Regions from separate parts of the Homo sapiens genome. Here region 1 is linked to region 2. The links are chromatin contacts, found by Hi-C or POLR2A ChIA-PET in ENCODE. All regions are on one chromosome and are shown on one strand. Each heading gives the region's core, a stretch centred on a gene start or an enhancer-like site at or near the end of the contact. The rest is flanking DNA. Distances are from core to core; before and after follow the strand shown. Region 1 overlaps PARD3B (par-3 family cell polarity regulator beta). Region 2 holds the start of PARD3B (par-3 family cell polarity regulator beta).

Evidence for each region. Hi-C counts contacts between places; a loop is a spot of excess contacts on that map. ChIA-PET counts read pairs that join two places held with the same protein, here RNA polymerase II (POLR2A). Pooled maps may share reads with other maps.
Region 1: a loop to region 2 is called in a map of Calu3, with 2.2 times the contacts of the local background. The contact joins the enhancer-like site here to the promoter of PARD3B in region 2. A Hi-C loop is called at or near these places in 4 of 168 maps with a recorded cell type or tissue (Caco-2, Calu3, PC-3 and 1 more) and 2 of 50 pooled maps. POLR2A ChIA-PET finds 5 or more read pairs at or near these places in 2 of 52 experiments (PC-9 and activated naive CD4-positive, alpha-beta T cell).

The regions. Positions count from the first base shown.
Region 1 is chr2:204,606,893-204,610,232 of GRCh38, reverse strand. The region is part of intron 1 of PARD3B (par-3 family cell polarity regulator beta); the gene reads right to left. Among named protein-coding and RNA genes, the nearest start is that of PARD3B, 63 kb to the right of the region's middle. Within about 2 kb of position 1,805, at least 2 of the 41 ENCODE cell types and tissues checked have a DNase peak (open chromatin) inside an H3K27ac peak, as active enhancers do.
Region 2 is chr2:204,544,042-204,547,309 of GRCh38, reverse strand. PARD3B (par-3 family cell polarity regulator beta) reads right to left here and starts at 1,835. Exons shown (of 23, transcript NM_001302769.2): 1 at 1,191-1,835. The coding sequence starts at 1,310. RefSeq lists a silencer at 1,799-1,848.

The DNA.
Region 1 (3,340 bases), core at 556-3,055, 63 kb before region 2:
CCCCAACTGTCTGAATGGATGTCCCTCATGGCCAAGGGGACTCCAGAGAAACCTGAAAAACTGAATTTCCAGCCACGATGGGAAGGGAGGTGGGACAAACCTCCTTAAACCTCTTCTCTCTGGGAGTTTAGGCATAACTGGCCAGCATTAACATTGAAATTGGCATCATAAGACTGAAAAAACAGACGCTTTGTGGCAATAAGACACCAAGTTCCAACCTGACTCTGGTATAGAGTCACATGTAGACCCTGAAGGAAATCAAAATATCTTACTTCAACATATATTTATTTGACATATATTTTTTCATATCTTGAAATGACCCTATAAAGCCTTCTCTTTTAAGGGAAATTTGCATATGTAGAGAATGTCTGCTAATACAGCCAGGTCTCTCATTTAATCTCTTATTTAAAGGAAAGACCCTTTCTAGGTCTTTCCTGCATCTAGAAGAGATTAGATGAGAGTCTGACACCTTTAAGGTTCAAAAAGAGACATTTATCATCTATTCTCTCTGAAGGATGCTACCTGGAGGCTTCATCTACACAGCAAGAACACTGGACTATATAACTCCCCTTATCTTAACTCAAACATTTCTTACTACTGACTTCATTTAGAAAAAGCATAACTCTTTCAACCAATTTTCAACTAGAAAAGCTTTGAATCCTCCCATGACCTGTAACCCCCACTCCCGACTACTTCAAGATATCCCAGTTCTTTAGGCTAAACCAATGTACATCTTCCATATATTAATTTATTATTTTACTTACACTTTCTGTCTCCCTAAAATGTATAAAACCAAACTATAACCTGACCACCTTGGGCACACCTTCCCAGGACCTCTTGAGACTGTTCCCCAGGCCATGGTCACTCATATTGGCTCAGAATAAGCCTTTTGAAATATTTTACAGAGTTTGGTGTCTCCTTTAGCATATGGAACTTTAATCCTTCCGAGATGCCATTTTCCAATTGCAGAATATGTAGCAAAATATTTTGGGATTCATAAAAAATAAGTTGATGTTAGAATACATTATGCTTTAACTTGATACACTCAAAGACTTAATTTTAAAAATCAAAACTTTCCAAATAGATCCAAATATCTACTGAGAAAGGCTAATCCTGCCTCCTGGAGAATAAACTACCTTAAGAACATTTTAATTTAACTTTAAAAACAAAAGTCTGAATAAAGTGACAACTTTTAACTAGCAAATCTTAAAAGGAGTATAACTCCAGAGCAATATAACAGGGTATTACCTGAATAGCCATAATTATACAACTGGAATTATTTATGCTACAGGGAGACAAAGTCAGATTATTGAAGACACAGGCCCACACTTTTGTTTTAAATCAGGTTTCACAGTTCTCTCTCACCCACAACACAGTAAATTGTATCCATTCTTCTTTTGCTCTGAGAAACTTAAAGACTAAAACCCTTGCAGCTTCCCCAATATCATCACACTGCAAAAGCATAGAAGTCTTGTATGCATATGCAGGAGCAGGGAGGAGGGGGAGTAACAGCAGATATTGCCAGAGTCAGGGCATCATAATCTACTGTCTGGGTAATTCCTGGATAATTTGAGATCCCTGTGAAATGAATGTCACCAACACTCCCAAAAATCTACTGAGCCAACCAACTGATTTATCTGTGCTAATAAAGAGTTTATGCTTTCAGGACACATCACACCCTGATCCTGTCTCCTTCCAGGCATAGCACTGAGAAAATAAGACCCAGCCAATTCAGAACAATTCCTTTTGGCTTGAGATTCTGGGAGCAAAGGAGCATGCTGCACAGCTTTATTCCGTGTCCTCCCCATGGAGATGCACAGCCACCCACACACACTAAGGGTAGAAGAATGGGAAAGGGCAGATATTTCTTTCCCGGGAAAAAAGCCAGAGTGAAAGTTTTGGAGGATATAAACATGTAACAGCTAGTGGAGAGCCATAGAAACCTTCTCCCCAAGCAAATGTGCTTTGCTGTAAACTTTCCTTGCCCCTTACAATATTTAGTGTTGTGTTAATGCAAATATTTTTTTAAATCCACAAGCCTGTGCTGTTTAAAATGCCTAAAATTAAAAACAAATTCCCCCCTGTTGCCTGTCTGAAGCCACCAATACATCCACTCTTTATCATCACAGATATTTATGCAGTAGCTAACTGCTGGGGCTGCAAACCATCTTGCAAACTTCTCCTTGCCTGTGCTGCCAGGATTCTAAACTAAGGGTCCCATTGAACACTTTAAACACAACAGGGTGTGCACATGGGCATCATTCTAGACTGAGGGTTCCTAAATGTCCAAATTGTCAAAGGGGTCCAAGTCCTTAATAAATGCCATAGCTTTAACAGGATTACAATTTACATGAACAGGTCTATTCTTCCAGTCATCTAGATCAGCTGTAAAACTCCCAAGGAACAGAACTCTAAGCAACCTATTTACAGTGAATCCCTCTCTCGCGAAGTCTGTTAGTACAGGTCCCTGAAGGAGTGTGAGGCTACACCCTTAACTCCAGTTCTCTGGGCACTCAGAACAGCTGATCTTTAGTGTAGCCATCCCCCTCATATCCTTCATTTCCTTGATTCCCAAATCCTTTGTTCCCACTGTATAATCCTTTTTTTTAAAATAATTTTCTTCCTTTTCTTAACCTCTACATATTTGTTGACACAATTCTCAAAATGAAAAGTAGATACACGTGCACTGCTTTCTAGTCCTTACAAGGCCCAGTCAAACCATGTAATGTTGGCAACTTAACAAGTTTAACAGAAGCCTTACTCAGCTAACATATTCAGTGAATTATGATCGAAGGTCCTTTACTTGCCATCCTCTATTTGCCTTCTCTAATAGCTATTCCCATAGTAGCCCATGTCTACTGCACTTTCCTAGATGTATAAACTACTTAGAACTCCTTAAAGCAAAGTTCTATACTGATCCTTCATAAGGATTACGGTATAAAACAGAAATCCTCCCAATTTTTTGTTAAGTAAATGTAATCATTCGTCTATATGATAATCTGCCCCTATAATTTCCTTTGGGATACCATCTTAAACTTTGAGGCACTGAATATTATCATATATTTATGGGATATCTTTCCATTTTGCTAAGATCATTAAATTATTAAACACGCTTAACTTGGTAGAACTCAGAACCCTAGTGACTATGCCAAGGATTCTATTTTGCAGTCCCTCAGTGGTAATTCTGGTATGCTGCCAGAAATAAGTATCAATCTCAAGTCTTGCTAACCAGTATGTACTTTAAAGCAAGAATCAAAGTGGAGGACAGGTGCAAGAAAACAATGTCTTTCTTTAAAGGTAAATATATGAAAAAGATACGGGATTGTTCAAGGCTTTAATA
Region 2 (3,268 bases), core at 586-3,085:
ATGCACATGTATCTGTCCAGAGCTGAATTTTTTTTCTGTATAATAATTCTTCATGGAGGCAAAGAAGGTGCAAGTATTTTCTTAAACCCCTAAGCTATACACTTGTAAGAAACAATTACTTTTATGCTTTGGATAACCGATAAGAAGTTAAAAGAAATTAAAACTTACGTTTTTCCATCACTAGATTGACCAACCCACTATTTTAGTCACATGGCACGAGACCAAATATTAAGAGAACCATTGGCCGCTAAAACAAGAATTTGTGACTTGCCCTGTTTGAGGAGCATTTGGGACATACAAAATGTTCCATGTGAAGATTCAAAAAATTAAAAGGTTATTCAATGCCTTCCTTTAAAAGTTTCACTGAGGAAGTCCCAGAGGCCCAATGTTACCCAAATACTTGGCATAAGTTCTAGTGCCAGATATTTTCTCAACATGTATTGCACACTTAAAAAAAATTGTCACTTAATTTATACTTGTTCCTGACTTCAGCTACAGAGCTAGGAACGTCTTTCTCATTTTAATAGTCACTCAGGACCTGACAACAGCCCACACACATAGTAAATGGTCATAGAATCTGTGACATTAAACTGAAAACACTCAAAATGTAGACAGGTTGGCTAAGCAAACAGCATGCTCCCACCTGTGTTCCTGCCCAAGTCACTGAGACAGGGCAGCTCACAAGGCTGAAACTCCAAAGGCCCCATCAGTTGTAACTTCCGAGTATGTGTCACTTGCACAATCAACTTTCTAACTCCAAGGAGCCTAAGTGAGGCGGGCCTTAATGGGTCAAAAATCACACTTAGGTGAGCAGCACCTTTTAAGACGTTCCCTCAAACAAGTTCTAAACCAGTGGTTCTCAAACTTCAGTGGGCATTCCAATCACCTGGGGATCTCGTTAAAGAGCAGATCCTGAGTCGGTGGGTTTGGAGAACTGCCCATATTGGGCAGTTCTAAGAAGCTCCCAAGAGATTCCAATGCTGCAGGTCCACTCACGACCCTCGGAGCTCAAGGCCCACAAACACCCAAAGACACCCACATCACTGATATTAGCAATAGACAACAGCTGCAGCTACAGGCAGTGCCCCATAATCCCCTGGGTTTTCTGCATCCCCTGAGTGTCGCCACCGGGTCGCACCTGGCAGGTGCCTTGGCTGCAGCCGCGCCCCACTCCTCCGCGCCGCGCTCACCTTCTCCCGGGTCTTCAGGTACCGCTGCAGCGCCTGCTGGGTGAGCTCGCCGACGCGCAGCTGGCCCTCCTTGCAGGGCACCACGATGCCCGTCCTGCCGAAGCACACGGTCACTTTCATCCTGGCCCCCGGCGACCACGCCGGGCCGGGCCGAACAGGTGTCTGACCCCGCGGGCGCAGCCCCCACTCTCGGAGGACGCCCGGGGCGGGTGGGCCCAGAGACCCGGGGCGCCGCTCCCCGGAACACCCTGAGGCCCGGAGGCTCGCGGCAGCGCCCCTTCCACCTGGCCAGGCGGCAGGTGGCGGGAATCGGGGAGGGGCGGCCGCGGAAAGGGGTTACCTCCCAGGTGCCCGGCGGCCCGGGACGCGGCAGCTCCGCGGCACCGGCTCCTCCTCCTCCTCCTCCCGCTCCTACTCCTGCCCGGCCCAGGCGGCTGCTCCGCGCCCACCAAAGCGAAACTGCCGGCCCTGCCCTGTCGCTGGTCCTGGCCCTGGCCCTGGCCCTGGCGGCGTTGGCAGGGCCGGCCCCAAGCCGGGGGCTGGAGTGGGCGGCGGCGGCGGCGGCGCACGGGGCCAGAGTTGGGAGGAAACTTTTGCGCCGGCTCCCAACTCCTCTGCGGCGCCCGCGCTCTGGGCTCCTGCGGTCCCGGCGACGGCCTGGGCCCGGCTCTTAAAGGGGCCGCGGCGCTCCCGGGCCCCGCCGCACGCTGGGCGACGACGTGCCCCGGCCCTGCGGGCCAGTAACTGGAGCCCGGGAGCCTCGTCTCGTCACCTGGGTCTCTCCCTGGCTCTCTCCCTCTCGCACGCATGCACACGGAGCTCTGGGGAGTTGTAAGGGGACCTGAGGGCTACACGCTCGAGGATTGAAACCGGATCTCAGAAAGAACACCCGAGGGAAGAGCGAGGAGACTGCAGAGCTGCGCCCTTCACAGGAGGGGACTGCAGCAAGATGCAAAAGGAGCCCAGGAGCAGGTGCTTCTAGTCACGCCCACCAAAAACACCCAAGGGGCGAGGCTGCCGGGTGCGGAGATGCAGGAGTGCCCCGAGGGCCTGTTAGGAACTCGCCTTAAGCACAGCCCGTGCCGCTGCCATCAGGAGCCCTGGGATAGCAGAGCTGAAGCGAACCTTGGAGAGAACGCGCCAGTGGAAACTTTTCCTTTTACAGACCCTCGAGGACACTGAGTATTTGGCCAAAGGTCACACCCAAGACCCAGATATGATCGCGTGTGTTGACACATAGCCTTCTGGAATGCGACTACCGTTGTGCATTTTATTAGGAAAAAAAAAAGTTAACACCCTTAGGCTCATGATTTGGCAGGTGTGTATCCATCACCAATTGAAATGGGAATATGTGGGGGAAACCAACAAATTACGTTAGTTTCATTCTTAGCTCTCATGTAAATGAGCTCCTTTGAGCTTAACAACTACCCGGTAGGTAGATATTATTCTTCGCATCTTGTGCATCAAGAATGGTGCTCGGAGAGGTCAAGAGACTGAGCAGACCATGGTGTTAGTTCTGTTGAAAAGAACTCAGGTCTTCTGAGCTCAATCTCTGGTCTCTCCCTGCAGTTTTCTTAGCCATCCAGTTCATCCAGCAAGACCCTCAGGGCTGCATCATGTGTTTCTCTACAGAAGGATGTGCTCCTATGTGGACACACTTAAATTGAACGTGAATTGCCTAGGATGGTATGATAATGCAGAGGAGATTAAATTCATGGGTTTCAAGAGGTTTTTTAAAAAAATAAATTTTAGCTCATTCATACATTCAGTAAGTATATATTGGTTGTCTTCTATGTATAGAAAGTCAGTGGCAAACCAAGAGGATCACGTAAACCAAGTCCATTGTAATTTGGTTGTAAATCCAATACAAACTAATTTACATTTAAATAAACCAAAGACAGAATTGATCACCTCATAAAATCAGAAGATCCAGAGGGCACTCCATTGAGGCAAGGTTGAAAGCAGGAACTCAAACTATGTCCTCAGGGGCCAGCTAGCTCTGTCCAGCTCTTAGCTCTATCTGTTCCTCAGTGTGGTCTCCATTCTCAGGCCAGCTCTCTTCAAAGGAGACACTTTAT